Linked DNA regions of Mus musculus: all the other regions are linked to region 2. Evidence: chromatin loops called from intact Hi-C (ENCODE). Cell type or tissue: left cerebral cortex. All regions are shown on one strand.

What was found. Hi-C counts contacts between places; a loop is a spot of excess contacts. Peaks named below come from ENCODE experiments on the same cell type or tissue, not always from the same donor. Only the 100,000 strongest peaks of a DNase experiment are listed, where the experiment ranks them.
Region 1: a loop joins it to region 2, with 2.5 times the contacts of the local background. A loop is called at or near these places in 2 of 42 quality-filtered maps.
Region 3: a loop joins it to region 2, with 4 times the contacts of the local background. A loop is called at or near these places in 15 of 42 quality-filtered maps.
Region 4: a loop joins it to region 2, with 2.1 times the contacts of the local background. A loop is called at or near these places in 2 of 42 quality-filtered maps.

The regions. Positions count from the first base shown.
Region 1 is chr11:109,794,751-109,802,750 of GRCm38, reverse strand. 1700012B07Rik (RIKEN cDNA 1700012B07 gene) reads left to right here. Exons shown (of 5, transcript NM_027038.1): 3 at 5,340-5,473. It overlaps Gm11683 (a long non-coding RNA gene), which reads right to left and starts at 5,568. Exons shown (of 2, transcript XR_389104.3): 1 at 5,438-5,568; 2 at 1-741. In left cerebral cortex, CTCF peaks have their summits at 3,612 and 4,778 (motif pointing left); a DNase peak (open chromatin) is centred at 3,647.
Region 2 is chr11:109,666,661-109,674,660 of GRCm38, reverse strand. It overlaps Prkar1a (protein kinase, cAMP dependent regulatory, type I, alpha), which reads right to left. Exons shown (of 11, transcript NM_001373913.1): 10 at 7,936-8,000; 11 at 4,998-7,231. The coding sequence ends at 7,059. It overlaps Fam20a (family with sequence similarity 20, member A), which reads left to right. Exons shown (of 11, transcript NM_153782.2): 10 at 1-38; 11 at 1,097-1,735. The coding sequence ends at 1,361. Among named protein-coding and RNA genes, the nearest start is that of Gm39443, 17 kb to the right of the region's middle. In left cerebral cortex, a CTCF peak has its summit at 4,099; DNase peaks (open chromatin) are centred at 2,754, 4,085 and 4,371; H3K27ac peaks cover 1,545 bases.
Region 3 is chr11:109,717,330-109,725,329 of GRCm38, reverse strand. It overlaps Fam20a (family with sequence similarity 20, member A), which reads left to right and starts at 3,092. Exons shown (of 11, transcript NM_153782.2): 1 at 3,092-4,018. The coding sequence starts at 3,615. In left cerebral cortex, a CTCF peak has its summit at 3,133; DNase peaks (open chromatin) are centred at 4,177, 4,929, 6,766, 7,682 and 2 more places; H3K4me3 peaks cover 3,595 bases; H3K27ac peaks cover 4,537 bases.
Region 4 is chr11:109,776,389-109,784,388 of GRCm38, reverse strand. No RefSeq gene overlaps it. Among named protein-coding and RNA genes, the nearest start is that of Gm11683, 17 kb to the left of the region's middle. In left cerebral cortex, no CTCF peak of the experiment used is centred here; DNase peaks (open chromatin) are centred at 382, 2,543 and 4,810.

The DNA of each region.
Region 1 (8,000 bases), 130 kb before region 2:
CCTGTTGTAGCTTCCCCTCAGTCCACTCCTCTTAGACCCTCCTCTCACCTCACCCTCCACCATCTTCCCTTTCTCCTCAGAAAAGGCTGAGTCGTGGTTTTATATCTACCTTGGCTTCTAAGGGGAAATGTTCAGTGAGCTGACTTCTTTCTGTTTTTTTTTCTTATCAATTTATTTACTTATTCACTTTATATTTCAATATCAACCCCCTTCTTCCCAGTCTACCCTATGCCTCCTCCCCTCACTCCCCACTCCCCATCTCTTTTGTGAAAGAGGAGCTCTTTCTGCCCCCCCCCCATATCACCCCACCCTGGCACATCAAGTCACTGCAGGACAAGACTCATCCTCTCCCACTGAGGCCAGACAAGGCAGGCCAGTTAGGGGAATGGGATCCACAGGAAGGCAACAGACTCAGGGAAAGCCCCTGCTTCAGTTGTTGGGGACCCACATGAAGACCACGTTGCACAGCTGTTACAGATGTGCTGGGGGTTGGGGTAGGCCCAGCCCATGTTTGCTCTCTGGTTGGTGTTTCAGTCTCTGGTAGCCCTCAAAGGTCCAGGTTAGTTGATTCTGTTGGTCTTCTTGTGGAGTCTCGATCTTCTTCAGGCCCCTCAATCATCCCTCCGACTCCTCCACAAGACTCAAGTGAGCTCCATCTAATATTGGGCTGTGGGTCTCCGAATCTGTTTCCATCGGCTGTTGGGTGGAGCCTCTCTGAGGACAGTTTTGCTAGGCTCCTGTCTGCAAACATAACAGAGAATCATTAATAGTGTCGAGGATTGGTAATTGCTCATGGGATGGGTTTCAATTTCGGCTGGTCATCAGTTGGCCATTCCCTCCATCTCTGCTCCATCTTTTCCCCTGCACATTTTGTAGGCAGGATACATTTTAGGTCAAGGGTGTTTTTTGTTTTTGTTTTTTTTTTTTTTTTTTGGTTTTTTTTTTTTTTTTTTTTTTTTTTTTTTTTTTTGGATAAGTTGGTGTTCTTATTTCTTCACTGGAAGTCCTGCCTGGCCACTGGAGGTGGCCCGCCTAAGACTTCCTACCCCCTACTGCTAGGATTCTCTGCTAGAGTTACCCCCATAGACTCCCTGGAGCTTCCCCCCACCCCCACCCCTGTCCCAGGTCTCTGACACATCTTAGAGATGCTGCCCCTACTGGTTTCTGTTCTCTTTCCCACCCAGTTCCCTCCTCCATCCACCTCTGATATTTATTTTATTTCCCCTCTGAGAAAGATTCAAGCATCCTCCTGTGGATTCTCCTTGTTATTTGGCTTTTTGGGGGTCTGTGGAGTGTAGCATGGTTATCCTGTACTTTATGACTAATATCCACTTATCAGTGAGTACATGCCATGAACGTCCTTTTGTATGTGGGTTACCTCACTCAGGATAATATTTTCTAGTTCCATCCATTTGTCTGCAAAATGATCATGATGTCCTTGTTTTTAATAGCTGAGTATTACTCCATTGTTATAAATGAACCACATTTTCTTTATCCATTTTTCAGTTTAGGGACATCTGTATTGTTTCCAGTTTCTGGCTATTACAAATAAAGCTGCTATGAACAGAGTTGAGCAAGTGTCTTTGTGGGATGGTGGAGCATCTTTTGGATATATTCCCAAGAGTTGCATAGCTGGATCTTGAGGTAGAACTTTTCCCAGTTTTCTGAGAAACCACCAAATTGATTTCCAGAGTGGCTGTACAAGTTTGCACTCCCATCAGTTTTGATCTCAGTCATTCTGATGGGTGTAAGGTGTAAAGCAACTCTCTCAAAGTTGCTTTGATTTGCATTTCCCTGATGATTAATTACATTAAACATTTCTTTAAGTGCTTCTTGGCTATTAGATATTTCTCTGTTGAAAATTCCCTGTTTAGCTTTGTACCCCATCTTTTAATTGGATTATTTTTGGTGTTTTGTGTCTAACTTCTTCAGCTCTTTAGATATTTTAGGTATTAGCCCTCTGTCAGATGAAGATATTTTTCTCATCCTGTAGGCTGTCATTTTATCCTAATGACAGTGTCCTTTGCATTACAGAAGTTTTTCAGTTTCATGAGGTCCCACTTGTTAATTAAATTCAGGAGTTCCCATTTATTATTGATCTTAGTGCCTGAGCCCTGGGTGCTCTCTTCAGGAAGTTGTCTCCGATAGCAACGAGTTCAAGGTTAGGCTCACTGTCTGTTCTATGAGATTTAGTGTATCTGGTTTTACGTTGAGGTCTTTGATCCACTTGGACTTGAGTTTTATGCAGGATGATACATATGAATCTATTTGCATCCTTCTCCATGCAGTCACCCAGTTAGACCAGCGTTATTTGAAGATGCTCTCTCTTTCCCATTGTATTAAGTGTCCAAAGGTGTATGGGTTTATTTCTGCTTCTTGGGTTCTATACCATAGATCAACCTGTCTGTTTCTATACCAATACCATGCAGTTTTTATTACTATTGCTTTATAGTACAGCTTGACAACAGGGGTGGTGATATTTCCAAAAGTTCTTTTATTGTCCTGGATTATTTTAGCTACCAAGGTCCCCCCCCCTTTTTTTTCCATATGAAATTGAGAGTGTTCTTTCAAGGTCTATAAAGAACCTTGTGTTGGAATTTTGATGGGAATTTCATAGAATCTGTAGATTGCTTTTGGTAAGATAGCCATTTTTACTATGTTAATCCTACTGATCCATGAGCATGGAAGATCTTTCCATCTTCTGATATCTTCTTCAGTTTCTTTTTCCAGAGACTTGAAGTTCTTGTCATTCAGGTCTTTCACTTACTTGCTTAGAGTTACACCAAGGTATTTTATATTATTTGAGGTTATTTGTGAAGTGTGCTGTCCCCCTAACTTCTTACTCAACCTGTTTATCCTTTGTAAAATGGAGTGCTACTGATTTCTTTGAGTTAATTTTGTATTCAGCCACTTTGCTGAAGGTGTTTATTAGCGGTAGGAGTTCTCTGGTAGAATTTTGGGGGTCACTTGTGTATATTATCATATCATCCACAAATAGTGATACTTTAACTTCTTCCTTTCTAATTTGTATCTCCTTGCTCTCCTTTAGTTGTCTTATTGCTCCAACTAGAGGTGCAAGGACTATATTGAAAAGAAAGGAAGAAAGTGAACAGTCTTGTCTTGATCCTTAGTATGGTGGAGTTGATTTAAGTTTCTCTCCATTTAACTTGATGTTGGCCATTGGCTTGCTGTATATTGCCTTTATTGTGTTTAGGTATGTGCCTTGAATCCCTGGTCTCACCAAGACTTTTAACATGAAGGATTTTGTAAAAGGCTTTATAAGCATCTAAGGAGATGATTATAGGGTTTTTTTTTCCTTTCAATTTCTTTATACGATGGATTACATTGATGGATTTCCATATATTGAACCATTCTGGCATTCCTGGGATGGACCCTACTCGACCATGGTGAATGATATCATTGATATGTTCTTGCATTTGGCTTGTGAGTATTTTATTGAGTATTTTTGCATCATTTTTTATAAGGAAAATTGGTCTGAAATCCTCTTCATAGAATTTCATAGAGGCTTTGTAGTTTGCAATTTTCCTTACTTCTTTCTCTGTTTTTAATCCTTTGAGAAGTGCAAGGCTTCCACTCAGCCTGAAGGAGGTGTTGAGGAGGCACACAGCACACGGCAGCCCTGGCCCTGTACAACAGAAGCTACTTCTATAGAGGAAAAGGAAATGAATGAGCAGCAGGGTTGGCCCAACAGAGGAAACCTTCACAAAATGCCTAGGAGATGCAATGGTCTTAACTACCCACTAGTGCTCATGCATGAGAGGATAAATAGCCCCTCCTGCATCTTTGGGAGGTAGAATACACTAGGAAATTCTCACGAATCCATGAAAGCTGGCCAGCATGAGAAGAGGTGATTAAGGAATATGGCAATGAAATAATTTACTCTAGAAATTAGGGACCTTTATTAGGTTTTTAATATAAAGGAGCCTTGAGGCTAGAGAGACGACTCAGTAGATAAGATGTATGCTTCAAAAACTTGAGGACTTGAGTCTGGATTCCCAGCACTCAACGTAAAAAAGTCAGACACAGCAGCATGCATCTTTAATACCAGTTCGGGGATCAAACTTGTGTCATGATTATACAGCAAGCCCTTTTCTGACCGAGCCCAACCAGAGCTATTTATGTGTGCCAGTAGACATGCTCTATAGTTGGAAAAAATCATGCAGTCTACACATCCTAAAGTAGTTACCATCTGGCCTTTGAGGAGAAGGTTTGTCAACCTCTGCATTAAGATAGAGAATTTTCCATCCGTGCAGCAAAATGAAGGGTTTGCACAATTGACTCCTTAGCTGACCTGATTAAGCAACCACGCCTGAGCGCTGATAATATTCTCTACACAGTTAAATCCCCACAGTGAGGGTCAGCTCACATAGCTGCAGCAGAATGACTTCCTGAGAATACACACTCCCCACAAGACATCTCTGAGCATCACCTAGGAATTTCACAGCACCTTTATTAGACAGTTCTCTGTCTTATTCAGTTCTCCAAAGGAACACAACGTGTATTAAAAGGACGTGGTCCTTTTAGTCCAACGATGGCTGTCTCACAGTAGAGATGTTGAGAATACAGTAGCTGTTCAGTCCATGAGGCTGAATGTCTCAGCAGTTCCAAACAGGGCACTGAAGCCCTGGACAGTTGCTGGTCTTTGGTCAGAATCCTTAAAGAAGCTGGAGAGTTGACTAGGTGGTTAAGAGCACTGACTGCTCTTCAGAAGATCCTGAGTTCAAATCCCAGCAACCACATGGTGGCTCACAACCATCCGTAATGAGATCTGATGCCCTCTACTGGGCTGTCTGAAAACAGCTACAGTGTACCTATAGATAATAAATCTTTAAGAGTCCTAAAGAAATTCGTTCTAATGCCGGTGAAGGAATGTCCCCAGAACCAGCTAGATGAACTTGCCAGTGAGAGTGTGAGCAAGCAGAGAGAACACCCTTTCCTTCTACCACATCCATCTGGACTGCCTCCAGAGGGGGTCATCCACATTCAGGGTCAACCTTCCTGTTGGAAATCATCAGATCAAGAAAATCCCTCACCCGCCGTAGTGACAAGTGGCTTGTGATTTCAGTTAGTCAAGTTGTCGACAGATCAGCCTCCACTCATTGCCACCACAGCTTCCCAATCTTGGCTCTTGGTGCTCTCGAGAGTGTGTTGTGTTCTCTTGTCATACCCTGTGGTCACACACTGCAAAAGTAACCCTGTTCGTTGTAGCAAAGAAGCAGGCAGAAGATCCGGGAATCCTTTCTCTTCCTGCTACTTAGAAACAGGTTAGAGGTTGCCAAACCCTCTGGGTTCTATGAATCTACCTCTAATTCCCTTAGGAGCATGTGACAGCAAAGTCGTTGGACAAGGTCGTGAATTGTCCCCTCCAACAACAAAGAGCATCCGAATATACGACGCGAGCCCCTTTTCTTCTTACCCGTTGCAGGCTGAGAAGATGAGTCCTCACAGAAGGGTGAGTGGAGGGCATGGGGAGCCCTGGGTGGGGGTGGGGGATCAGAAGGACAGGATTCCCACCCAGACTCTGTCACCTGCCTGCCATTGTTTCCGATTAGACAGAGAAATGAAACCGCTGCAAGTGTGGAAATGTACTGTAAGCCTCACTTGGGGAATGGCCAAAAGAATACACTCTCCAGTGTGCATACATAGTTCTCTGAGGTTCCTGGAGGCATTTCCCACCCAGGAATCCTTCCGTTCTGCCTCCATGCCCTGAGTGTCTGCTGTGCATGTGTAGACTGCATAAGGTGGTCTTTTACCCCTTGATAGCCCAGAAGCCCTTTTGCCTTTCCCACCATTGATGGACTGTCTTTCCCACAGGTAGTAGGTTCCTTTCATTCTGTGGGAAACGTGTTCCACCAACACTTCAGAGTCATTCTGAATTTTTATCCCTACTATAGACATTTAAAAATCCAGAAAATCCAAATCAAATTGCTCACACGGGTGACAAATTTCTGTGGGGAACTTCCCACATGGTCTGCAAGCCATGTCGGTGGTGAACACCTAATTGGGGCAGGTTCTGTTAGTTTTAAAATAAAATCCCAATTGTTTGATTTTACCAAATGGAGACTCGGGAGTCAGATTGCTGGGGTGAAAGCCTACTACCTCAGAGAGGCAAAGCACCCAGCGAAACTTCCTCTTCAACCAGCATCGCAGAAGGACAAAGCTCCTTCACACTCCTTCTTAAATACCCTCCAAACTGAATGCCCCTCCCTTCTACTTCCTGTGCATCTCTCTATCTGTCCCCATGACTTACTTCCTCTCAGTCTCTATGGATTCTTCCTGTGTTCACTCCCTGTCAACTGGTGGTTTGCTCTGCCTCTTGACCTATGGTTGACTTTATTTAATCTGGTGAATGATGGTGATGAGGAGGAGGATGAAGGTGGTGGTGAGGAGGAGGATGAAGGTGGTGGTGATGAGGATGATGATGGTGGTGATGAGGATGATGGTGATGGTGAGGATGATGATGGTGATGCTAAATCTTATAAAGAAAGAGCACAGAAAATAGGGAGGAAACGGCAGAAATGGAGATGGAGGGAGATGGAAGGATCACTCATTTTTCACTGCAGAGAGAGCTCCACGGGAGGTCAGCTCTGGTCACAACCTGGTCTTGGTGCATCTGAGGTCTGTCGCCAACAAGCCATAGCTCTTCATGGTAAACCCTGAAATGGCCTTCCTTTGAAAGAGCAGCTACCCTGAAACTACATCTAGCCACTGACCTCTGACTGCAGAGGTGACAGGACCTAGAGAAGTCCCCTTCCACACTGCTGGGTCAGTTTTCCCATCTGGGAAGGGAAAGGCTTGATCCCTGAGATCTGATTGGCCTTGAATGATTGTCACTCCTCTGTCATCATCCCAGGGTGACTCTTTCACTCCCTATCTGGGGTCTTTTTGGTCAGTGCTGGAAGAAACAAAACCTGGTCTTGTTTCCTGATATGTGGGAGACAGGATGTGGTCTAACTCCCTCACTGGGACCAAGTTCCTGTGGTGGGCCTGGCTTCCCACACACTCATTCCACCACATGCCTAGTTAGAATGGGGGTGGAGGGGGGAACTCAGTTGTCAGCAGCCCAAAGCCATTAGCCACCAATCTCAGTTATTGGCCAGATTCCTGGCTTTGTAGACACAAACAAGAAGCAGTGGAGAGAGACGGTAATTTCTGGGACTCCTCCACTAAGAAGGAAGGCAAACGTTCCTGGGGAAAGTTTTCCTGGTGAGGCACTCATGAGCAGATCACGAGGTGGAACTCATTGTACAAGGACGATTTGTGTTGTTCAGGAAAAATTTGGGACCTGTTGACAGTCCAGAGGGGTCGAGTAAGGAGAGAGAAATGAGCCGAGGGTCCTATGGTCAGAAACTAGAAAAGTCAGGGAGGCAAAGCACAGTAGTTATCTTTCTAATTACTGTGAGAAAATGCCTGATACAAGCAATTTGCAGAGGGGAGACTGTTTTGGCTCAAAAGGATGGTCTACCGTGGGCAAGACAGCCTGGTGGTAAGAACAGGAAGCAACGGTGCTTCTTTGATATGTTGCTTTCTGTTCAGTCCAGGACCCCAACCTACAGAAAGGGTCACCCACATTTACGGTGGGTCTTTCTTCAAATGTCATCTAATCTAGAAAATGCCTCCTAGATAGGCGCGGGTTTGTTGCCGTGGTGATGCAGCTCCATAAGAGTGTGTGTGTGTGTGTGTGTGTGTGCATGGATGCGTGCGTGTTCACGCGCGCTGCTATCACCAACTTTTCACATGAATGCCAGTGATCCAAAGTCAGAGCAAACATTTACCTGACTGAGCCCAGTGTGTCGCTTTTCGTCTAAACTAAGCCACTCCAAAGCTTGGGGAAAAAAATAATAACCTTGGTCAGGAGTCCCCATGGAGCTGAGTGAAAAACCAAGGTCCCATAGTGAGTTAGCACCATTTGAGCTGAAACTCAGTCTGTGCTCTGGCTCTCAGCGCATGGCGCAGACTCCTGCTCAGTTAGGGTTTTA
Region 2 (8,000 bases):
GAAATCTCTATCCTCGCCCCTCTAGCGCAGTGTTGCATGTGAGTTTCTATGCCGTGAGTACCACCAGCAGCGGGCAGTACACACATCTCTGGTCTAGGATACTGTGGACAGAGATGATGTGAACTGCCTAGCTTCCCATACTGCAGCTACCGGCTTTCTCTAAGTGATGTCTCCCTCATCCTTTATCAAAAAAAAAAAAAAAAAAAAAAAACGAGTTAAGATCTGATCTTTTAAAGTCACTACCTTTAATCTTGAACCCACTCGGATAATCACCCACTTTTACAGAAATCACTGCTGTCTGATATTACTCGCCAGCCCTTTGCTTTCTTTATGTAAGATCTTAAATATCGCTGTTCCATCACCATCTAAGCCAAGCCCTGATTGAAGTCTGGTAAAAGTGGGTCAGACTGAAAGTCCGGCCCCTTCTCTAAAGGACACCTAACCAACTTCTGTATCTCTGACCTTTTAGCCAGGCTTGTGGCACTGGGTTCCTCTTAATTATAAAGATGAGACTGAGACCTAACAAGACCATCCCATTTGACCCCTTGGTACATGAATGGTCCAAAGCAAGGCCTTGGGGGTCATTCAAGTCTCTCTCCTCTGGACGGGATTTAGTAGTAGTAGTTGCTTGTGTCACAAATCAGACGAGTAGGCTGCTTATGTAAGTCTAAAAGAAATCAAAATGGACCTAGTCACTTGTCATCACTGTGGTTTTAGAATCTAACACGGGAGGCGCACGGTGATGTCACGTAGAGGTTGGGTTTTCAGACGACAGACAGCTTCATTCACCTACTGGAAGTTTGTTCTGTCAGCTTTAAATCTTTAAAAACAAACCTTAAGTCAGTCAGTCTCTGTCTGTCTGTCTGTCTGTCTGTCTGTCTGTCTCTCTCTCTCTCTCTCTCTCACACACACACACACACACACAATCATTACACACCATTAATTCCTTTTCCACATGGCTTTCAGTGAAGTGTGTTAGCCTAGAAATAAGATCTCTAAGCACACCAGCTGCCAAGAGCTGTTAGTGGGGGCAAGTGCAGGCTGAGTTACCTTCCTTAATGTGCTCATCTGGCCCCCACCGCCTTTATCTCATCAGGATCAAAAGGAAAACACTCTTGCACCTTCAGCTGCTGGCTCAGGCTGACTACAGGCTCAGCGACGTGATGCGGGAGTCACTTCTAGAAGACCAGCTCAGCCCTGTCCTCACAGAACCCCACCTCCTGGCCCTGGACCGCAGACTCCAGATCATCCTGAAGACCGTGGAGGACTGCATAGAGGCCCACGGCGAGCGAAGAGTCATAGCCGAAGGGTCAGCACAACGTTCGGCTCCAGACTCCGGCCAGGCTAATCTGACGAGCTAATGGCAACAAACGTGGGACCTCAGAACACACAACTGGAGTCAGCACCTCATGCTGGTTTGTAGGCCCCTGTTGCCCCATTCCATCCTGGGGCACTGGAGGCCAAGGCACAAGCTCAGGGAGGAGGCAGGAACGCTTTGAAAAAGGCAAACGGGATCCACTGAACCTCATCTTTATCCTTGGGTGGAGGTCACTGCTTTTACGGTGCACTGGCTGGGGCTCTCTCTTCCCAACGAGCTCTGGCTCCATCAGGACTGCAGATTATCTTCTGAGCACACTGTGAAACCTGGATCTGGACCAGGCTTGGAAGGTTTGGAAGCTCTGTTCCCAGGAGCGGTTTTTATTCTACCATATCAAATAAAGGGACATCAAGCGGATAACTGGCTTTCTCCAAGTCCTTACTGTATATGCAGGTACAGTACACACACACCAAAAAAGTCACTTTTTTTATACTGACATTCTGGTCCCTAACACTATCTGAATACAATAATCTCAGCCAGGTCACTCCCAGAAATACTAAGGGTAAGACTGCTCAGTTAGGGGGCACACTCCAATCTGAAGAATATTATCAACTGAGGAATTGGCAACCGAGAGCCGTGTGGCTCGCAAGTGGGTGGGGTGCTTGCCTCTCAGGTTCAACCCCCCAGCATCACACATCCGGTAACGCCAGCACTCAGGAGAAGCTGAAGTTCAGAGACACTCTTGAGCTACACAGGGAATTCGAGGCTAGCCTGGGCTGCGTGAGGAAGTGACACCATGTATGTCAAAACCAAGAGCCAGACACAAAAGGGGGAGCTGGTGGAAGATTAGGGTCGCATGGCTTCATCAGATCAAATCACTTTATTGTCTGATAAAAGCCAGAGGATCAAAAAATATGGAGGGGAGGAAGAAAAGACATCACTACAAGGGACAAATCCAGAACCAGCAATGTCACTCAGACTTGTGCATATGTCCAAGGACAGACAGGATGACTGAGAACAGGTAGTATTGTTTTGGTCTTCTGAGATTGGAGTTCATGTACACCAGGCTGGCCCTGAATTCTTGATTCTCCCGCCTCTACTTCCCAAGTGCCTGGATTAAGGCACGAGTCACCATGCTGGTCTTGTAGTGGATGGTTCTGATTCATCCTAGCACCCCACGTTATGGGCACACAACCCCAGAACCCAGTTTGCGAAATAACCTTGCCTCTATTCACCCTAGAGCCTTGCCAGTCCCAGACACTACCCTGCAAGACATAGGTCTGCAACCCTCACGAGCATGCCCCTCCTCCAATGTGTAAGGATGAGAACTATAGCTCTCAAGAGACAAAACCACATCATCTTGTGGTTTAGACTTCTTCCAAAATGTATAGCATCACACCCATTTGTGAAGTCAAATTTGCTGGGTGCTGTGACTCATTCCAGCAAATCCCCACCCTTGAGTGGCTGAAACAAAGAGTGTAGAGTTGAAGGCTGGGCTGGGCTGGGCTGGGCTGGGCTACAGGAGAAAAAACAGCAAAGTCAACTCTTTACCAGAGAAAACTGGTTCTAAAGACTTCCCTCTCAAGAAGGCCCTTTTGTGAGGCGCAGCTTCCTGCAGCAACATCAACTGTTTCTTCTCTTCTCCCATGTCTGGGAAGCACAAGGAAGCCACACTGAAGATTGGGGGCTGGGGGGGACAGGCACTGTCAGATCAAAGAAAGGATGGTTTGGGGCTCTCAGCCAGCCTGGCTCGGGCGAGCTGCAGTCCATCTCCAACATGGCCTCCCTGATGCAGACCAGTCTCTCGAGACTCTGAAATCTGCTTTACATTTCAAAACCAAAGTAACTCGGCTTGATTCTATGATGGATAACTATATAGGCTACTTTTAACTATCTGTTTTTCTAACAACAACAACATAAAGCTAAGAGCAGCATTTTTCAAAAGCACCAGAAGACAAAAACATTCCATTCTCAGAGTGTGGAGTTCTTACAGCTTACGCACTCTGAATCATTGCTCAACTTCCCATGGGGAAAAAAAATATTCTGAGTCTATGTGAAAACTTTCCATGTTACCACTGGCAAGCAAATAAAAAAACCAAGACTGTGTGAACTGGTAGGGATCAGTTTGGAGGGATATGCCACAGCATTCTCCAAATGCTGGACCTATCTAAGGATAAGTCAATTCTCTTATAGGGAGCAATTCTGTCCTATTAAACTCCTGGCCTCTTAACTGGTAAATTATTACTGCCCCTAGGAGAAGTATGAGGTCAGGTTCTTAGGATTCTCTAGTCTAACTTCACTGACCCATTACTACAGAATCTCATCTTGTGTGGTAAAGATCATGTCTTTACATTGCTGGTTCTTTAACACTGCATCTGTCTACTGCTGCACGTTCACAGTAAGAGACAGCTTTCTCAAACTCAGGAACGCGAGTCAGCCCATGAGCACTATCCTGGGAGGCCTTCTAAATACCGAGTGACCTCATCAACAGCAGGCACGAGGGCCCCCACACAAGCGTGGTGCAGGAGGCCCCCAGGTGACATGGCCACAGATGAGGTGAGGCAGACCTCACTCAGCCTCGGGTGGGAAGGCAAGGGATAATCACGTTTTTCTCTGCGAGTGCAGCTCAGGTCCCAGAGGGCTTCTGGTGTGGCAGTCTCGGGGTCACACTTACATTGTACCAAGTAGGGAGACACGCAAATGCAGGATCTGCAGACTGAGAAACAGCTGCGACTCATCTGAGGTTGGCAAAGCTGAGCATAAAGAAAAAGCTCTCCATCTAGTGGTGACTTTTTTAAAATCACAAAGCTACTTCTTGTTCTTACAGGGACTCATGATGATGTCACAGTTCTAAAGTTATGCCAAGAAACAAATTTTAGCTGTGTATGTACACAAAAATGATGGTTTCTACAGAAATACCCCAAATGTAAGAAGGGAGAGATTTGTGTTTCCCCTTGGCAGATGTGATGGAGGGCAAATTAAATGGTTAGCATGGTTTTGGTCCACCCGGAAGTGCACTGGCAGGGCTTTGCCAAAGTTCACAAAGGGTCCAAATCTTTGAGGTTGGAGACAAAGTGACGCCACTGCCATTGTGCTAATTCAATTTCAGAATGTCAACACAACAGTAAACTGCATCCTGGGCCAAGTTTTAAAAGAAGGACATGCAGCTGGTGAGAGGAAGGGACTTCTGAACCTGGCCAGGCAGAGCTTAAGCAGCAGAACTCAGCCACTCTCCAGCACTAACTCCAGCTTCCCTGCGTGTGAAGATCCCAGTTATCACCAGAGTAACTCATGTGCTCACTCTTCAAACTCCAGGAAGAAACAGAAACAAATCTTGATGTGTAAGATCCTCAAGCAGCTACAGGTGGATCTTGTAAAACCAGGAGTCCAATCCAGTCTGTGAAGCCCTAAGGCACACAGACAGGTCTGTCCTGTGAAAACAACGCCATGGCTTTGGACAGAACCTTCCCCTTCCAGAGCTTGTTAGTGAGTCTGTCCCACACCCATAAAAGCAAGGTTTTGAAATCCACCCTTTGACAAACTGAATTGGAATGTATTTTAAAAAAAAATAAATACATTACTTTTTCAAAATTCTAATCCCAAAATTCACTTTCATTCTTTCCCACTGAAATTTTGGGGAAAAACAGAGGAAGAAAAGGAAGAAAGGAAGAAAAACTGATTCGTTTAAGAATTTAAATTATTTCATCTTTTTTATTCTGTGACCTACCATTGAGACAGTCTGTAACAAAAGAACAGCGATTAGATTAGCACAGAGTATATCAGACTAGTGTCCAGGAAACAGCAACTGTCCCTTTGGCCAGCTCTGCTTTCTCAGCAGATTGCTTAAATTCGCCCACCCATCCAGAGACAATGGTGCCAAGAGTCCACAAAGACACAGTATGCCAACCACGACTTCTGACTGATATTTAAATTGCACAAAGATAAAGCTTTAAATGTGGTAATTTTTAAATTTAGACTTATCTTGAAAAGTCTAAGAGTAAAACGACAAAAGGGCGTAACTTGTAAGCTAGCATGGAACTCTTAGAAAGCAGGTGTTTATCTCCGTACAGACCAAGGGGGTATATACACATGAAATGCATTTTATGGCGTTCTACATCATTCACATACATACATTTTTGGCATTTAAACAAATATCAAATTAAGCTTTAAGCTAGTAACATAATTTTTATTTTTTTAAATATAAAAAAAGATAGCCAACCACAAAGTAAGTACAGAAAACCCTCATTTAATATAGATTATGGAAGTTTTAGATATGGCAACAAGGTAGCTTTCTATCCCATGCTAAAACCTAAATGAAACTTTTTCCCAAATTAGTAACAATCTAGAAGCTTTTCAATCTACCAAGAAAAAAATCTACCATAACCAACAATTTAAGTTAACTGGGAAAGGGAGGGAGGGAATTATTAATCAGAACCACTTGCACACACATGAAAACGCAGTCACTCCCAAATAGAACCCGACATTATACAGAAATCACAAGATAAGTGTGCCTCGTTACGAACTGTGAATTTTGTTTAAAAAATAACAGTAATAAAAATAAACTGTTGGGTTATCACTGGAATAATGTAACACATAAGGCTGGAAAATACTGAAATACAGTCAAGAACACAAGTTTACTTTAAACACACACACACAAACAAAAAACAATAAAGAAAGTTTACCAGAGAAATTCAAGGTTAGACAGGAAAAGGCAGGACTCAGCGGGGTGGCCTTTCAGACCACAACACGGTCACACCCCACCACTGTTCCTAACAGAAACCCAGGGGACAGACCCAGCTTCCTGCTTCTGGACACCTGACCGCCATCCACCTTCAGCAGCACTGCCTCCATCCCCTTCTCTCTGGAGCTTGCTCTATTTGTCTATTCTCAGTAATTCCAACGCCCTAGTCTGTAACTGAGGGCAGATCACACGAGTTAACCACGGTTAACTCCCCAGAGTGAAGACCTCAAATTCTCACATTTCTGTGTCTCATCCTCAGGATTTGGCACCAGCTGGATAAATAAAGTTATCAGCGTCTGTGAGCTCAGACAGGTGCAGTGAAGTCACAACCAGTACTTGCCATCTACAAATGATTTCAAACTTAAAGGCAGGGATAGACGGCCAGCCACACCAAAACATTTCAGGGTTGGAGAAGAAACACTAGCAACAGACACACCAAACCAGGCTGAGAGGGCTGAACTAGCTGCAGTGCCTGGTGATTAGCAAAACATGGGCACTCCCACACTTAAACTAGCTTAATTACAGGCAGATGTCTTTCTACTGTGCTAGGAGTTTTCTATATTCATTCTTCTAATCCTTAAAGGTTAAAATCATTTACTCTATAAAGAAATACAGCAAACATGGCCACAGTCTAAGTATGTCACTTGTGTCATATGGAAATGGAAACCTGTGTCACTTAAAAGCCCTGCACAGCTATTACATCATTACGGTAATTCAGTGGTGCAGGGACCGCCCTCAGCAAAAAGCGCGGCACTTGCTGCCCAGGTTGAACACGAGCACTGCACAGAGAAGCGGTGACAGCCAAGTCCATACAACTCTCTATTTATTTGTGAATGAGCATTTAATAACGCTCCCAATGAAAAATGGTGCAATAAAGCAACTTTTAGTATAAAGAGACAAGAAGCTGTGAAGCAGTGGCCACTGGGCGCTGCGGCTAGGGAGAGAAAGCAGTCTGCGTGAGTGAAGCATGGACTGGGGAGGAGGCACAGGAGGCGCGGGTCAGACGGACAGGGACACGAAGCTGTTGTACTGCTGGATGTTCCGCTTGAGGATGTCTGAGCACGGGCCAAGGACGCGTTCAAACCGAGGCCGGTCCAACTTAACGCACTTCAAAGGGCCCCGGGCAACCACAGTGGCAGCCCGAGGACGATTCATCAGCAGGGCAATTTCACCTGGAAAAGAGACAGTAACGACTATCACCTATGGAAGCTATTTCCTTAAAGGGTCCACTCCTGAGCAAGTGAACAAAGATGCAACTTCCCTACTAACTTAGTAGAGGCCACACAACATTTGTACATTAAAAAGTATTACTAGCAAATAGATAACACAGCCCCTACAGTCATGCCTACAAACCAACACTCATGAGCCAGAGGCAGGAAGGTGACCAGTTAGAACAAGCTTCACTGTACAATGAAGTCCAGGCAGTCGAGGCTATGTAGGACATAAGCGCAAGTGCGTGTGCGCATGCATGCTTGGTCTGTGCTCATCTATTAACTGAATAAAGTTAATGTTACAGTACTTCTCTGAGAAACAAGAAAGAGTATAGGTTAAGAAATCTACCAGGTATCATGACTATAACCCCAACACTTAGGAGGCTAACTAAGGCAGATCTAAGAAGGCCGGTCTGCACTGTTACCAAAGACCCTGTCTCAAAAACAATAAAGGCAGGGTGTGGGGGTGCCTACATTCAATCCCATCACTCTAGAAATGGAGACAGGTGGGTCTCTGAGTTTGTGGGCAGCCTGGTCTACAGAGTGAGTTCCAGGCCACACTCTGCCCCAGAACTAAGTAAAGGAAAGAAAACAAAACTAATTATGGGAAACTACACTGTCCCACAGATCCTTAAACCATGTATTTATGAAGAAATTTAACATACCAAAATAATCAGAAGGCCCCAGTCGTCCCACTTCAACAAATTCTTCGTTTTCTGACCGACGCTGC
Region 3 (8,000 bases), 51 kb before region 2:
GCCTGCAATGACCTCGCTGCCAAATGGGCTCACACCCTGAGATGTTGGAAGAAGCTACGGTTTCGGCATACAAGTTTGAGAAGGGGGCACATTTCAATGCTGAACGCATGCAAACAATGAATTACATACAACATGGGCAGTGCTGAAGTGTGGAGTTATATGAGGAGCTGGGGGGTGGGGTGACACACAAAAACTGATAGCACTGAATTAAGTGGGTTCGAGGACGTGCATGGGGAGGGAGAAGGGACACATGGCCAACACTTCAGTAGTCAATGGATAGATGGATACTCTTCGTATAGGTAAAGAGCAAGAAAGAGCATTTGGCTCAAGAGAGTCTCTAGGAACCTGAAGCACTTAAAGAATTGCAGAAACCATCATGGGGTAAAGACAGGGTACAGGAGAGATCTAGAAATGAGGTTGGAATGGAAGTTAGAAGCCAGCCTATGAAGAGCTATGGCACAGCAAATGGCCTAATCTCCCTGCATCCAAAGCTCAGGTGCGGGATGTCCTGGTTGTATCTGTGTTGGAATCCCATTCTGGTGAGCGTGGGTGAGTGATGAAATGGAGCCATACTGAAAGCCAAGAGGCAGGTCCGGAGCTTGTCTGCAAGTCTATAGATGCGTGAAGTTTGGGGTGCATCCACAAGGAGAGGAGCTACAAAGGGGAAGATGGATTTCCAGTGGGAAACTGAAGCCAACAACAGGTCATGGAAAACCATTTGGAATAGCTTCAGCATTCATTGAAAATATGTAGCTGAGGCTAGTTAAGGGAACCTGGGAGCCCAGACATAGAGAAGCAGAGAAGCAGAGCTCATATCTGAAAAAGAAAGAGATTTTGGAGAACACCTTGAAAACAGCAGCTGGGTGACCAATGGTACTCTCTTGCCCTGACTTCACATTCACTTCATCTCTGACTTCCATGCCCTTGACCTTTCTAAGGTATGTACGTTCAGATAACCTTCAAGCAAGTTAGAAAGAGCATTTACTCTACTGGAGCCAGATGAAAATGTCTGCCGAGGAGGCATGAGCCCATTGGCTGGGGATAATCAAAGTCACGGGGCTTACGGCATCTTTATCAGTCTAGAAACATGCAAGAGCTTCTTATCGTCGATAAGGCACCATTGATCATTACCTGGCTTTTTAGTCTATGGGCCGTGATGCCTAATTAGACAAAGCAAAAGTTGCAAAGTCTCTCAGAAACTGACCGCCTGTTAGAATTTAATGCTAGATTTAAAAAAAAAAAAAATAAGTCCAAGCCCCACAGGTCTCTTAAAGGCTCTGACCTCGTCCGGCTCCTGGGAATTGGCTGCGGATGCTGGGTCTTGAGGTTTCCTAGTTGGACTCAGTCTTAAGGAATCTAGTCCTTTTCTCTGGTGTTTTGTATTTCCAGTGTTTTTCTGTGGTTTGCCGTTGTTTGTTTGTTTGTTTCAAACCATAACGAGTCTCCAATCTGATCTAGTGCTTTACAAGAAACCAGAAGTACTCGCTACAGCCAAACCCTGTCTCATAGTTGTCTGGCATGAGTTAGGGATATTCTGAGCACTATGTATACTTGAACTCATTTTAAGCCTCACGATGAGCTCATGGAGTAAATTCTCATTGCAGGATGCTTAGGCAATAACTCAATTAGTAATCTTCTTGCTGTGCAAACACAAGACTACTCTCCAAGACCCACATGAAAATCAAGCTAGTGTGCTGGCAGACGATTGTAATCCCAGCAATAGGGAGGCAGAGACTGGACGGTCTCTAGGGTTCACTGGCCGGTCAATCTGGTCCCAGAGAAAAAACCTGCCTTAAAAGCATCAGTGTGGATCAGTGGCTCCTGAAGACTAACACTCAAGGTTGACATCTGATCTCCCCAAGCACACACACACACACACACACACGGGCACACACACGGGCACACACACGGGCACACACACGGGCACACACGGGCACACACACGGGCACACACACACACGGGCACACACACACACACACACACACACACACACACACGGTCACACACACGCACTTCTATCTAAAGATGAGAGGACAGCAGCTGCCACAAGAAATAGTTGACCAACTGCCGGGAAAACTCCAGTGTTAACCCACAAGCTACAGTGTCTCAGAATGGAGACTCCAGCAAGAACCTGGAGATCCTTAACCAATGAAATTAGCATACATAGGCGCTTTGTTGCCCAGGCAGGCAACAGCTGGGGGGAAACAGTCTTTTCCTGAACATTCTCCAGGGTGGGGCCACCTCTCCAGGCAGACTCGCATTTACTATGCTCCCAAATTATAAAACAGAGAAAGCCAAGGTTTCAGGGCTGCCCTCCCCTGATCCTCAGAAGGAAGGAACACGGGGTGGAGAAGTGTAAATGACCTCACAGGATATCAGGAGAAAGCCTAAGTAAGCGGGTCCTCCAGTGATTCATTTGGGTGGACTACTTTCACACCAAGCTACATTCAAGAGTTCGGAGTGGGGTCATTTGGGGCCCCTCCCTCCCTGCCATTTCCTCTTTTCAAAGTACTGGAAGATTTGGAGTCAAACTCCATCCAAACAGGAAATCACCCAGGTTCTAGGTTAAGGGGAGTGGGAGGGGCTCTTATTTTTTAAAGGGCAAGCTATTTTTGTGCACCACGTGAGTATCTTCAGAGCAAGTGCCTACTATGTGCTGGTTGCTATGAATCCAGTTTATGCCCTGCAGCGAGTATGCTGAGAAATGAAATCCAAACCCCCAGACACACATCTGGCAAAGCTTACAGAAGAAAGGCTTTTAAGGGTTTGCATTGTCCCCCCCCAAAAAAAAAAACCCTAAAAATGGAAATGAAAGGCTCAAGTCCACCTCTCTTGGGCTCACCAGGATGTGTATGAAGAGCCCTGAGCAAGGAAAGTGGGGACAAAGAGGAGGAGCCGGAGGAGAGGATTGATGACAAGGTGGAAGGGCAGAGCCGGCAGCAAAGGGATTGGGAGTTTGGCTGGCAAGCTATGCCAGAGGCAGGTGCCAGCTAAGAGTGGGCGGAGGTGCGGGCGCCAGGCCAATCCAGGCAGCGGGGAGGCTCCGCGTTACCTCTGCCTCTAGGAGTCTAGGCGCAAAGACAAGCTCGCCCTGAGTCGCCCCTGCTTTGTCAACTCTGCGTTCCCTCCGCTCCTGCCAGCCCGGGGCACAGGAGTCCCTGCCGCCTGCAGGAGGAGCCGCTGGATCTGTCTCAGCAGCTGCGGAGAGACAGCATCCTTGGAAGAGACGCCCCGGGCTACGCAGTCTCTCCAGCCTCCTCCTAGGGGGCGAGAGCTCCTTTGCGCTCCCTCCAGTGATCGCCCTCTACACGGCCACCAGAGCCAGCACTCCTCCACGGGACCTCCCCACCTGAGCGGTCCCTGGCAGAGGGGGTCACAGGGCAAAGAGACTCAAATAACAACCGGGTAGCCAGGGAACCCCAACCCTGCCTCTCTACTGGGCAAGAAAAGACGACGCTGTCAACACTGTGAGCTTCCTGCACGCGGTCCCCAAGTTCAGGGAAGACACCCTTCCAGGAAGAGCTAATCCCCTGTGTGAGCATTCCAGCCTCCTCCGGACTCCAGGAGCTTCTTCCGTCTGCACCCCAAGTGTTTCCCGGGTGTCCGCTTGGGCCATGCCCGGGCTGCGCAGGGACCGCCTGCTGGCCCTGCTGCTCCTGGGCGCGCTCTTCTCCGCCGACCTCTACTTCCACCTCTGGCCGCAAGTGCAGCGCCAGCTCCGGCCGGGCGAGCGCCCCGCCGCCTGCCCGTGCTCTGGCCGCGCCCCCTCCGCGTCTCTACACTCAGCCGCAGCCTCCCGAGACCTTGGCACAGCCTCGCACAACTTTTCAGGAGCTTTGCCCCGGGTTGAGCATCCCAGCCGCGGCCACCCTGCCCCGCGCTCTAAGCTGCAGGCCCTCTTCGCCCACTCGCTCTACCAAGTCCTGGAGGATCCGCCTCTCCTGGGACCCGAAGACTGGCTCCTGGCCAGCCAGGAGGCGCTGCGGTATTACCGGAGGAAGGTGGCCCGCTGGAACAGGTGAGAACCCTTCCGAGGAACCCCAGCACCGGACTCCCTAGCATGACCCTCCAGGTCCTGGCTACCCATGTCCACTCCCACCCTGGGCTGTGGGAACTTCACTCTGCCGTCACAGCCTGGCACTAGGCTTCGATCCCCATCTGGACGCCCACCAGCTGTAGCAGGCCTTAGATTTCTGAGCAACAGCAAAGAAATGCTCCCAGCCACTCCCCTCGAGTTCCTGGGTTCTCTAGCCAGTCAGTTTCCTGGTCCCAATGCTTTCTCGGGCCTCTTTCGCGCTGTCCTGCTGTGGACAGCTGCTCTGGGCCTGCTGTTTTCCAGAATGAACTTTGCAAACAGAGAGCAGGGCTGGCGACACTCAGCTCTGCTCTTTGGTCAGATCTGACTGTCATATCCCAAAGACCCAGTTTCCCCCCCCCCCCCCCCCCCCGTCCCTGTCCCTCTGCTCAGGGTTGGAGACCAAAGAGGTCAGCTGGAGCAAACTCTGATACGGCCAATCCCTGTTGCTCATTAAACAGGGCCTGTCGGGTGTTTAGGCAATGTTCCAAACTGAAGGCAATTTATCATCTTTTATTATTGTGATGATTTGGGCTGAGGCTACTGGAGAGAAAGGGGTTCGGGGTTCGGGGTTCGGGGGCTGGAGGCCTAGGAATTTTGTAATCTGAAAGCAAAAATTGGAGTTAAATATTAAAGTATTTAGGATAAATCTAAGAGTGTTTTCACAAGGGCATGTTGGATAACGTATCTAGGATAAATTTGTTTTAACAAGAGTGTGTTGGCGATGTTGAGGTAGAGGCTGTTGGGAGGTCCCCCAGCCTAGAGCAGAAAGCCTTCATATGAATTAAGGGCTCTTTCAAAGTCTAGAGCTTGTTGGTCACTTGAATCCAGGGTTCCGTGTTCCTGACACACCCATCTGTTAATACAGAGATTTCAGAGTGAGGTGTCAGGGGTGGTTTTGGAGTCTCTCTGGAAGATGAGAAAGCCATAAATCTCAGTTGAAACTCTGTTGCTAGCCCAATTTAACTGTTTTCTCATTAATTGGTGGGACTAAACCTTGGAGCGGGGAGGGGGTGTGTGTGCAGATAACTTCAGCAAATGGAGAGAAAGAAGTTGAAACTTATTGGCTGAAATTGCTACAGTGAATTTCATTTGCAACCTCTATCTATGGCTGGTGATTTTCTATTAGAAAGTGGTTCTCAATTCTATTGCTAATTGCATGCAATAAAAAGGCAGCTTAAGATTGCTTCTCAAGTGCTGTCACGTTCAATATTACCTTAATTTCATCAATAATGTGGTAGCATTATGGATCAGTGAACTAGGAAATTTGCCCTTAGAAAAATTATCCATAGAAATACAGGCTATGGGCAAAGTTGCTTGCTATTGTAAATGTAGATGTATGTCTGCCTAGTCTCATTTCTGTCGCCTTGAATTTCCTTATGTTACTTGGGCCCTGCAGGAAATTCCAGGGAAATATTTGGGGAGAAAGGCAAAACTCTTCCTCACCAAGCTGAGTAATTGATTTTAAGCTTCTAACAATGTGTAACACAGACACACACACAACTTACTGCCCAGAAAATTTGGTCATTTAACAGGGAATCAATCAGTGGGGGCTGGAGACCTTTCTATTTGTCTTTAGGCAGATCACTAATAGTAGCAGTTTCCCAGGCAAAGTCTATGGGTGACATAAAAGTTGAAGCTGTATATAATAGTGCCAAACCTTGACCTCTGAGACAGAAAACACATTCCCTCCACCTGAAAAGTCCTGTAAACATCCACAGGATGGTGTCAACAAGAAAATGGGTGACAGTTACACCGGTGTTAAAAATGCAACCCACCGAGAGCATAGCTCAGTTGGTAGACGGCTTGCCTGGCATTCATGAAACCCTGGTTCAGTTGGCAAAACCCCATAAACCAGGCACATGTCTGTTATCCTGACCCCACCCCCACCCCCAGGAGGTAGAAGGAGGAAGAACAGAAATCCAAGGTCAGCCCCATCTACTTGCTGAGTTTGAGACTAGGGAGGGCTAGGTGAGAGCTGTCTCCAAATACATGGAACTCAAAAGACTTATGGGCTGGTATGGATTGACTCTTAGGAAAACGTCTACTGTAATCACACCGTCCCTTACTGCTCAGGAATAAGGAAGCATCCAGATTCCCCCAAAAAGATATTTAGAATGGGCGGCAAAGGAGAAATGATGAATGGTCTGGGAGATTGTTTGCGTCTTGCACAGACAAGTCCTTGCTTATAGCCATGACCCTGCTAGCATTTAAAAGCTAGTGGTATTTAAGTGGTGCTTCCCTGCCAATAATTACCTAACATTAATTGCTATCCAAAAACAAACCTATCAGCAAACCGTCTACCACATTAGGAGAGGCAGAGGTAATGACATAGCCAAGTCCGCTTTCTGCATCCCTTGCCTGGAAGGGAACGTTATTAGTCCGAGGGATTTTTATGTTTATTTTTTATTCTTTGCTACCACACTAAGAAATGACAACTGGAGCTAACTTCCAATGGGTGTGTGTGTGTGTGTGTGTGTGTGTGTGTGTGTGTGTGATGGCTCCTTCCACTCCCCACCCCTGAACATTCTTTTGGATTTCACACAGTACCAGATGGGGTTTGGGCACTGTCCTGAATGTTTCGATTCTCAACCGACGTCAGTTCATTTGGATGTCAGTACTTTAGTTAGGTTGAAATGTAGAAGCGATGCTGTGTGTCAAATAGGCTGACTATGTGTCCTCCGGTCCTGAAGACTGGGCAAACCTCCTTATAAGACAGTCCTTCCTTGACTTATTGCCTGCCTCGCTCTCTCATTCAAAATGCAACCAAGTGTGGTTCGGTCCAAGTTTAAAATGTAATCAGGGAAAGTGTCACTGTCAGGCTGTCAGCTGCTGATCACAGCAAGCAAGCCAGTGCCAGGCTCCATCAACCTTGATGACACCTCTGGCACCTGTGCGGAATATCAAAAAGGCAGGGGGACAGGGAAATGTCAACAACACTCTTTCGGGCCATACGCTAACGAGGCAGAGCTGTGCAGCTTTTGTTGTTAGTCCTTAACCAGCGATGGTGAGAGTGAGTGAGGCTTACCTGGATCCCAGGTCACCGCTCACATTTGGAGTTGTGCTGGCACTCTGATCTTGGAACTTCTTCTATGGTCCACAGCTGTCTCAGCCAGACATCTGTTCTTGGACAGACATGTCAAAACTGGAAAGCTGGTCCTGGCCTTTTGCCTACATATCTTTGGTCAGCTCTTCTATAATCCTCTGGTTTTGGTGGTCAAGGTCAAATAGGGTCAAATAGGGTCAAATAGGGTCATGCCTCTTTTATGTATGGTGTTGGTGGTCAAGGTCAAATAGGGTCATGCCTCTTTTATGTAGCAACTCCAGCAGCAGGAATGGATACAAGCACGCCTTCTCTGCTCTCTGCTTTCCTTTCTGTCTTCCTTCCATGTCAGGACCGTGGTACTGGCCAGCAATCACAGATTCAGCATCTCTCAGGAGTGTGTGTGTGGTTGCTTATTGTCTCTCCATCTCAAGCTTCTACCATTTCCCTCTCCTACCTCCTCGTTGTCACGGAAAGGAACCCTGCCTGGCCCAAAGTCTCTCTTTAGAAGTCACAGCAGAGAGACTGGGCAGCTTTTCAAAAATGACAGTTGTTCAAGAGGAGTAAGTTGGCTGAAGTTTTCCTGGGGGAATCTCTAAGGAGATCCAGAAACCAGGCAGATAAGAGGAGAATAGGGAGAGAAGGCCAGGAGAGGAGAGAAATTTCTGCTGGAAATAAGGACTGTCTAGCCTAGGAATCTCAAAAGATTAGCTCTCTCCTCCCACGGCACTGTGCGATGCGCAATGCACCCCTTCATGCTGCTTTCCTCCTCAGTGTCTCTGTAGGTCTTTCTGGCTTACCTCGTGACTACTCCAGACCACTTGAAATGTCCATTTCTCAAGAGCAGTTCAGCCTTCGGGGTGGACAAAAGTCCAGACGCAC
Region 4 (8,000 bases), 110 kb before region 2:
CTTTGAGGGCTCTGTTTTCTTAGACTGTGATGATCATGGATTATCCGCCATTGGATTCCTCCATCCCATTTCAGTTTCAGGTCTTCAAAGGCTTCTCATCAAGTGTTCTGATAATAAGTAGATGGGGAAATGATGCTCAGGCACCCAAACAACAAGTGTAGCTGTGCACTGTGGCATCTGCTGTCACCGGGGGTAGAAGAAGGTGTCAGGAAGAGCAAAAGGTGATTTGGAGGTGAGCAGTTCCATGACAGAGGGCAATTGGATGTTTGGAAGCTGCAGCAAACAAAACTGAATGTCAGCAGACTTCCCTGAAATTGGCAGGCATTTTCCTTAGGCAGCAATGTGTGATTTGTGTAATTGAGGCATTTCTGCCCATCTTGGAAATCACAGTCAGAAGATGGCACACTGCAGCCGTCTGGCAGGGAATCAGGGAGAGGGCTGTCCTGGGAAGACATCTCCAACCAGGCTGGCTAAATCACTTTTTTTCTTTAACGTGAATACAATGTATGTTCATTGACTATCTGGCCCTGTATTTTTCTTAAGTGGTAGATATTCTCATTCCTCTTAAGAAATACCAGATGTATTTAAGAAAGCAAACAATACACACTGCAATTACTAGAAGGAACAAGACTGTATAAAATCAGTTATATTTAAAAGATTGATGGCTGGATGCATGCATGCATGCATGGATGCATGGATGGATAGATAGATGTATGTATGGATGTATGGATGCATGGACCGATAGATGGAATGGATGAATGGATGCATGGATGCATGTGCATGGATGGATAGATGCAGGCATGCAGGTGCCACAGACTATCCCCTTTTGGGGTCTCCTATCTGCGTGGAGCAGGTCTCTGGTGGCAAGTGGGCAAAGGAGTCGATGAATGACAAAGACGACAAAGAGAGAACATGTTGACTTTGAGTGTAATGTGTCAAATCAAGCAACAAACATTTTATACAGAAGAGTAACAAGAAACCAGGCGAACACATCTGCTAAGTTACAGTGACACAATACAAAAGGAACATATACATCAAAAGATGGTGGGTACCAGGCTGTGTTTACCACTAAGAAGGGAGCAAGGTGTAATGCTAGTCTATTGTTAAACCCACCACCACGGGTTCTTAGTAAATGCCTGATTTATGCTGTTTCTTTGGGCCTAGTGAAGAAACCTGTCTCGGGGATTCCCTAACTTTTTCATGGTAAACTCACCTTGTTTGGGTGAGACTGGCTACTGTCCTAAGTAATCACTCTGCAGACTAGCCCTGAGCTATTCCGGGGCTCCTTTCTTCGTAATGCCTAATTAGTTTCACTGTCTCTGCAAGAAGTAAATTTGAATGTTACTGAATAGGTAAACTTCTCACTGAATTCCTACTGAATTCCAAGCTCCTCAGCTTCAAGGATTTTCTGGGACATTGGATCACTGGTGGAAGCTTACCTATGTCAGAATTCAATCTTTAAAGGCACTTATAATAAAACAATACTGAAAGAGAGCATACACCATACTAACTCGGAGATAGGGTATGAGTATACGGGTTATGAGAATGCCAAGGTTCCAGGATACTGTTTCCTTGAAACTCTTTGCCTCATGAGTGCTTCCAGGCCTCTTGGCCTGCTAAGCAGACTTCACTGGAGTGCCTGTAGCATGCAAGCATGTGTGTATGCATGCATGGAAGGTAAGTTGACATATTCAAGGAAAAGTACATTGCTCCCAATGCTTGATGCAAAAGGTAAACATATTTCTTGATTATTGATTAAAAATATAGAACAAAAGAAGTTGGGCCGGGGATATAGCTCAGTTAACAGAGTGTTTGCAGTACCTGTGTGAAGCCCTAAGTCTAATCCCCAGCAAAACTAGAACTAAGCATTGTGGCACACTCCTATGGAAGCAGGAGGATCAAAGAAATTTAACGTTACAATGTTATCTTTGGTTAAAAAGAAAAAACACACACAGAGAATTCAGATATGAAGTAGAAAGGCAGAGTAGAAGGATAAAAACACTACAAAATGAAAGAAAACCTTGAAACAGTAAAAACAAGCACACTGTGAGGCAGAAAATGCCATCTTAGGAGAAGAGGAAGGTGGTTCTAGTAACAATCCCAAAATGAATGAACACTTACCATTTTCCTATGCTGTTTCTGTTGTTCCTCTTGTGCACATGTACACACATACACAGTCATGCAATCTCTGCTAACAACTCAAAAATGGCATGTTAGAGAGGTGAGGCTGCGGAAGCTGACGTAACTCACTCCAGGTATATGAGCCAGTACATGTCAGAAACTGGATGGGAATCCAGGCTGTTGACATCTTTTTAACCCTGCACTGAAATGACTGGGTAAACAATGGGTTAACAAACACCTTGGTTTCTATGAAGCTGAGTTTCCCCATGATACTAGGTTTCTAAGTTTGAAGGTTAATATTGGCAATGTGACAGGCTCTAGAATCGCTTAGAAGACAAACATTTGACAGTTCTGTTAGGGAATTTCAGGACGGAGTTAATGTGGGTGGGAAGACTTGCCTTAAAATGTGGGTGCCACCCGTTTTGCAGTCTGTGGTCCTGAGCCAAATATAAAGAAGAAAGCAAGCTGAGCACTGGCATCCGTCTCTCTCCACTTCCTGACTGCAGATGCCATGTGACCAGCTGCCTCAAGATTCTGCTGGGATGGACTACATCATCAAACTGTGAGACAAAATGCCCCACCTTTATTTAAGCTATCTTTGGTCAAGTATCTTGTCACAGCAACAAGAAAAGCAATGACTACACAAGATGTTAGAAAGCTTATGCTTTTTCAGAGCTGGAAAGACAGTGCCTCAGCTGAGAACACTTGCTTTGTAATCTTAAGAACCAGAGTTATTTAGATCCTAGCACCCACATATCAAGCTAGGAACCCCCATGAAGACCTGTAAGCCCAGATTTAGGAAAGAGGGCAGTCAGGAGGATCAGGGATTTGCTGGCTTCCAGCCTAGACTTAAAACATGAGCCTTGGGTACAGGAAGAGACCCTCTCTCAAAAGGAATAGGTAGAGAGTAGAGCTGGAGAGATGGCTCAGTAGTTAGTAGTGCTTACTGTTCTGAGGAGCAGAAATTGGTCCCCAGCATCAAGATGTTGACTCACAACCATCTATAGCTCTAGTTCCAGGTAATCCAATACCCACCTTTGGCCTCCAAGTCTCCTGCACACACACACACACACACACACACACACACAAAGAAAGAAAGAAAGAAAGAAAGAAAGAAAGAAAGAAAGAAAGAAAGAAAGAAAGAAAGAAAGAAATTTTTAATTCTTATGCTTCTTCCCAAAGTTTCAACTTATGCCAAGCAATTCACAGATTATGCAAAGTGACCAGTCTAACTGACAAGGCTCAGTGGCCAATGTTCCTACCGTTGTTGATTTCTGATGTGAGAATTCAGTCTGTCTTACCTCAATGCAAACTCTCTCTTGACTCACTGGTGACTGTCCCATCCCCTGAGTTCACCAGCCCCAAACACCTTCTTTCCTGACTCCTCCCCTTCTTGCCAATCTCTAGCTGCTAGAAAGAGCTTCCCTGCCCGTACTCTACCTTCAAGAGAAACTTCTGCTCTCACAGTTTTCAACACATCCTGCAGGCCAGGGTGCATCTTGTATATCCTCTGCCTTCTCTCTAGAGATTCATGGAAGTAGCAAACTTAGCTATTATAAAACAAGCACTATCAGCTCCTGCCTCTGCTCCCAAGTCTGATCATGCACTCAGTGTTTTCTGTCCTAGTCAGCAGTGCCAATGCTAGTCTCTCAAGCCATATGCCCAGAGTGATGGCTCTCTTCCCTCCATTCTTTGTACTTGTTGATGCTGTTCTGTAGCCTGAATATTTCCCTTTTTCTCCATGTCTTTTGGAACCTATAGCCTCTGGTTTTGGCCTCCTAAAGTTTCTTCCCAAAACACAAGCCAGAGGAATGCTTGTGAACTCTAAATAGCACTATGTCACCCCTTGGGTCAAAGCCCACCACTGGGTTTCCATCATACTTAGAAAGCCATCAGGACTCTTCACACATGCTCTATACAGATCCCTATGACTGCATCCCCAAATCCTCCACCTCTTCCTTTCTGTATCCCCTACCATCCTACTTTCCCTCTCCATTCCTCACAATACTTCAGTTAGTAGTATTACACATACACACACACATCTACTTTGGAATGTTGATCTTGCTGTTCTCTAAGGTCCATGTACCTACTATTCCCTTAGTGTAGAACACTAGCCCCTTCTTTGGATGGAAGTATAGATGGGTAGTTGGAGTGAGTGAGTGAGGGACAGAGGGATGGATGATGAAGGAAGAAGAAGAAGGGATGAATGAAAGGAGGGAGGGAGAGAGGGAGGAAGGGATGGAAGAATGTCTGGATGGATGGATGGATGGATGGATGGATGGATGGATGGATGGATGGATGGGCAATGGACAACTGACTGTTCTCCAGACTTGCCATCTCTTCAAACTAAGGAGGCGTATTAGATGACTGTAAAGCTTCAACATTACAGTGCTTCATTCAACACAAATAACACAGTGAGTTAGGTCTGATTCAAAGATGGTATTATTTCAAGAAAAGATGCTGATGAGTGAAGGTGAGAATTTCTGGAACATTGCAGGGGCTGGTATTTTTTATCCTTAAATGATACCTTCATCGCCTGCATAAAAAAATGTTAGCCCTGATGGGAAGTACCCACCAGCCACTCCGATGAAAATAGAGATGAGATGAGTGAAGAGAGAATAGAAATAAGAGCCAGACAGGAAACCATGTTTATTTTTTACCTTAAGTTAACCAAACTCCCACACCCATGGCCATGTGTTTCCTCTGTTCTGTATTATAAGGTACAGCAAGAAAATAACTCTCCCTACGCCTTCTCTAAGAAGCTCTCTTACCTTTACTCTACTGGGTGAAAGATTATAGTGGAACTCAGCTAATGATGGCGGAAATGCCCCACACTCCTTCCTAGATACCTCAAGAGAGCCATCTCTAGCCGAGAAAAATGTAACTAGTATATTTAGCGCATCCAAAAATTTCGTTATGAATGTATGCAGTAGAGACAGGGCAGCCTTGCAGAAAAGGCCTGATGTTGCATTACTGAATCACTGGGTAGACCTGGTGCTGCTGAGAAATGTTCTGTAAGGAAATGATGTTGGAGAAGACACAAGAACCAGTCACAGGATGTGCTGGATATTCTTAACTTTTGCTCATGACGACTGGCAACCATCACCTCACCTGGTTATTTTGCTAATGATTCCTTCAGTGAACTTCCTTTACCCGATAGACTTCAAGAGAAACATGAATGTGTGCTCTAATTTAGACTTCTCTTTTAAATTCATCTGAATCACTGTTATTATGCCCAGGCTGCCTTAATGATGCACCTTGGTAGGCCAAAATGTCTCCAAGGCACAGACCCTTAATGAGAAACTCTGGGCAAGAGATATAATTTGACCAGTCTGCCATGAAGTGCAGCAGCCCAACCTGGCCTTGCTCCTACTTGCCCTGAACTTCCCACACTCTCTTGGGAGCTGTGATGTTTGGCTCTCTTCTGTTGTCTATGGCACAAGTCTCCTGATGGTCTTTCTCTCCAGATACACCTGCCCACTCTTGATGTAACTATAGCAGTAGAGTTTAACAATGACAGAAAGTTTAGGAAAATGCCCTATGTGTGTTCACATAGGAAAAAAGAAAAGAATGAAAAAAAGAAAAGAAGGAGGGAATGAAAGAGGAAGGAAGGAAGAGAGAGAGAGAGAGGAAGGGAGGGAGGGAGGAAGGAAGGAAGGAAGGAAGGAAGGAAGAAAGAAAGAAAGAAAGAAAGAAAGAAAGAAAGAAAGAAAGAAAGAAAGAAAGAAAGAGAGAAACATAGATAGATGGTGGATACATAGATAAATGATAGATAGATAGATAGATACATAGATAGATAGATAGATAGATAGATAGATAGATAGATAGATAGATAGATAGATAGGAGATAGATGCAGGAGGCCACCTGCATCTGGGTTAAAATAAAATCCATTAAGGTGCAGTAGATTTTTACCCACATGGAAGAGTCTTCATTCTGGTCTCATAAACACAGGATCCTGAAGTTCTAGACAACCCAGAAATCAAGTTACTACTGTTCTCAGTGGAACAAGTGAAGTGTGTAGGTATCACCAGAGGATGGAAGAGTGATCAGAACAAAGAATCTCAACCCCTGGAAACCAGGAGGTAGGTTTTATGGGGCGTCTCTGCCACCACCAAGACTAGCAGAGTGCTGATCCTCATAAAGCAAGAAGGAATTCAAGTTCAACACGGCTCAGCCAGTATTGGTTCAGACTTGGAGAATCCGACACCAGCTTAGTTCGTTTTAGGGATCTAAGTATAGCACGGTTTGGAGAAAGTCTCCTGGTGATGGTTAACTAGGTTCCATGTGTACCGTAAAGCTTAAGGCATGGACGTGACTGCTTCCATAAAGATGAGTTCTAGATTAACTAAGGGTGACATCTTAAGGGTCTGTAGGAGGATTTGGCATAGTCTTGGTCACACAGATAGGGAAAATGTCATCAGGCTCCGCTCTCATTTGTAAAGTCCATGTTCCCATAAAGACTGAGAAACAATGCTCACCATAAGGGTTTGGGAGAATGGCTTAGATAAATATAATGGTCTGGGGGAGCCAGATGAAGACCATACAGATAGTGCAGCAGTCACCAGGCTATTAACCCTATTCATTCATCCATCCATTCATACTCCTCCTAGGTGGAAATCAAGTTATACATCTCTGAAGATACAACCCTGTGTGTTTAACATCCCTGTTTTCCCTAGTGAACACGAGGACTTCGGTTCTACATAAATTTTTTTGACACAATATGGCAGTTTGTCACACAAACCCTTTGTAGATGTATGGACGGATCTTATTGTTCCAGGCAAAGTAAGAACCAGACCTTGACAGGTTGGAACCAAGACAGGAGTAGAGAGGAACCAGTGCTGGTTGACAGTAAATGGTAAAGACAGGGGTCCTGTTAGGTGACAAACGTGAGCAGCTTTTGTATCTCAGAAGCAACACTCAATTTTAATTTTGTTTTAAATAAGGACTCATGTAGCCCAGGGTGGCCTTGAATCTTTACTAAATAACTGAAGATGACCTTTGTCTTCGGATTCTTCTGCCTCCACTTCTTAGTGTTGGGATTAGGAACATCTGCCACCGTACTTAGATTGTCTGGTGTTAGGTATCGGACCCAGGGCTTCATTGCATGCTGGGCAAGCACTATACTAACTGAGCTGTATCTCCAGACCATAGTAGCAAATTAACTGTGTTCAAGACTCTGTGAATCTCTGGAGCCCACGGATATCTGGAGGTCTTGTCTTCTCGCCCAAGGGGAGTAAAGGAAATTTTAGTTTTGGTTTTTTATTTACCATCGCCATTTAAAGTCCCTAAGGCACTATGTTAAGTGGTAGACACAGGACAAAACCCCAGACCTTGGGACCTTCTTGTCCATGTTGGAACGCAAGTAAATAAGTATAGCCATGAGGCATGTGACACCATGTAGCAGAACACCAAAAGGAATCCATCATCTGCAACACGCAGGCAACCAGGCCAGAAAGAAGGGCACGCCTTGGGCTGAGACCTGAGAAGAAGGCAGGCAGGACTGAGGTAGGGAGGCTGTTGATTAACATAAGGAGGTGGGAGTTGCAAATGTTCGAGCTCCAGTCAGTGTTCTCTACAGAAAAACAGTCTGATGATACATTGTGGTTGTCACCATTTCGCTGTTTAAAACAGGTTCAAGGCATCCCACTAACAGCACCGGCCTCCCTTACAACTTGGAACAGTCTCTTTCCTCAGTCACAGCTTCCACAGTCATGGTTTACCTGAAACTCGCTAGAGTTTGTTGATGAGTTATTGATGCTCAACTGTAATAGGGGTCCACTTAGAGTCCACATTGACTCCTCAAACTTGGACTTAATTCTAAGGACCTTCCACAGGAGCACTGAGAGAGAGAGATGTTTGAGCCTGTATCCTTTGAGGC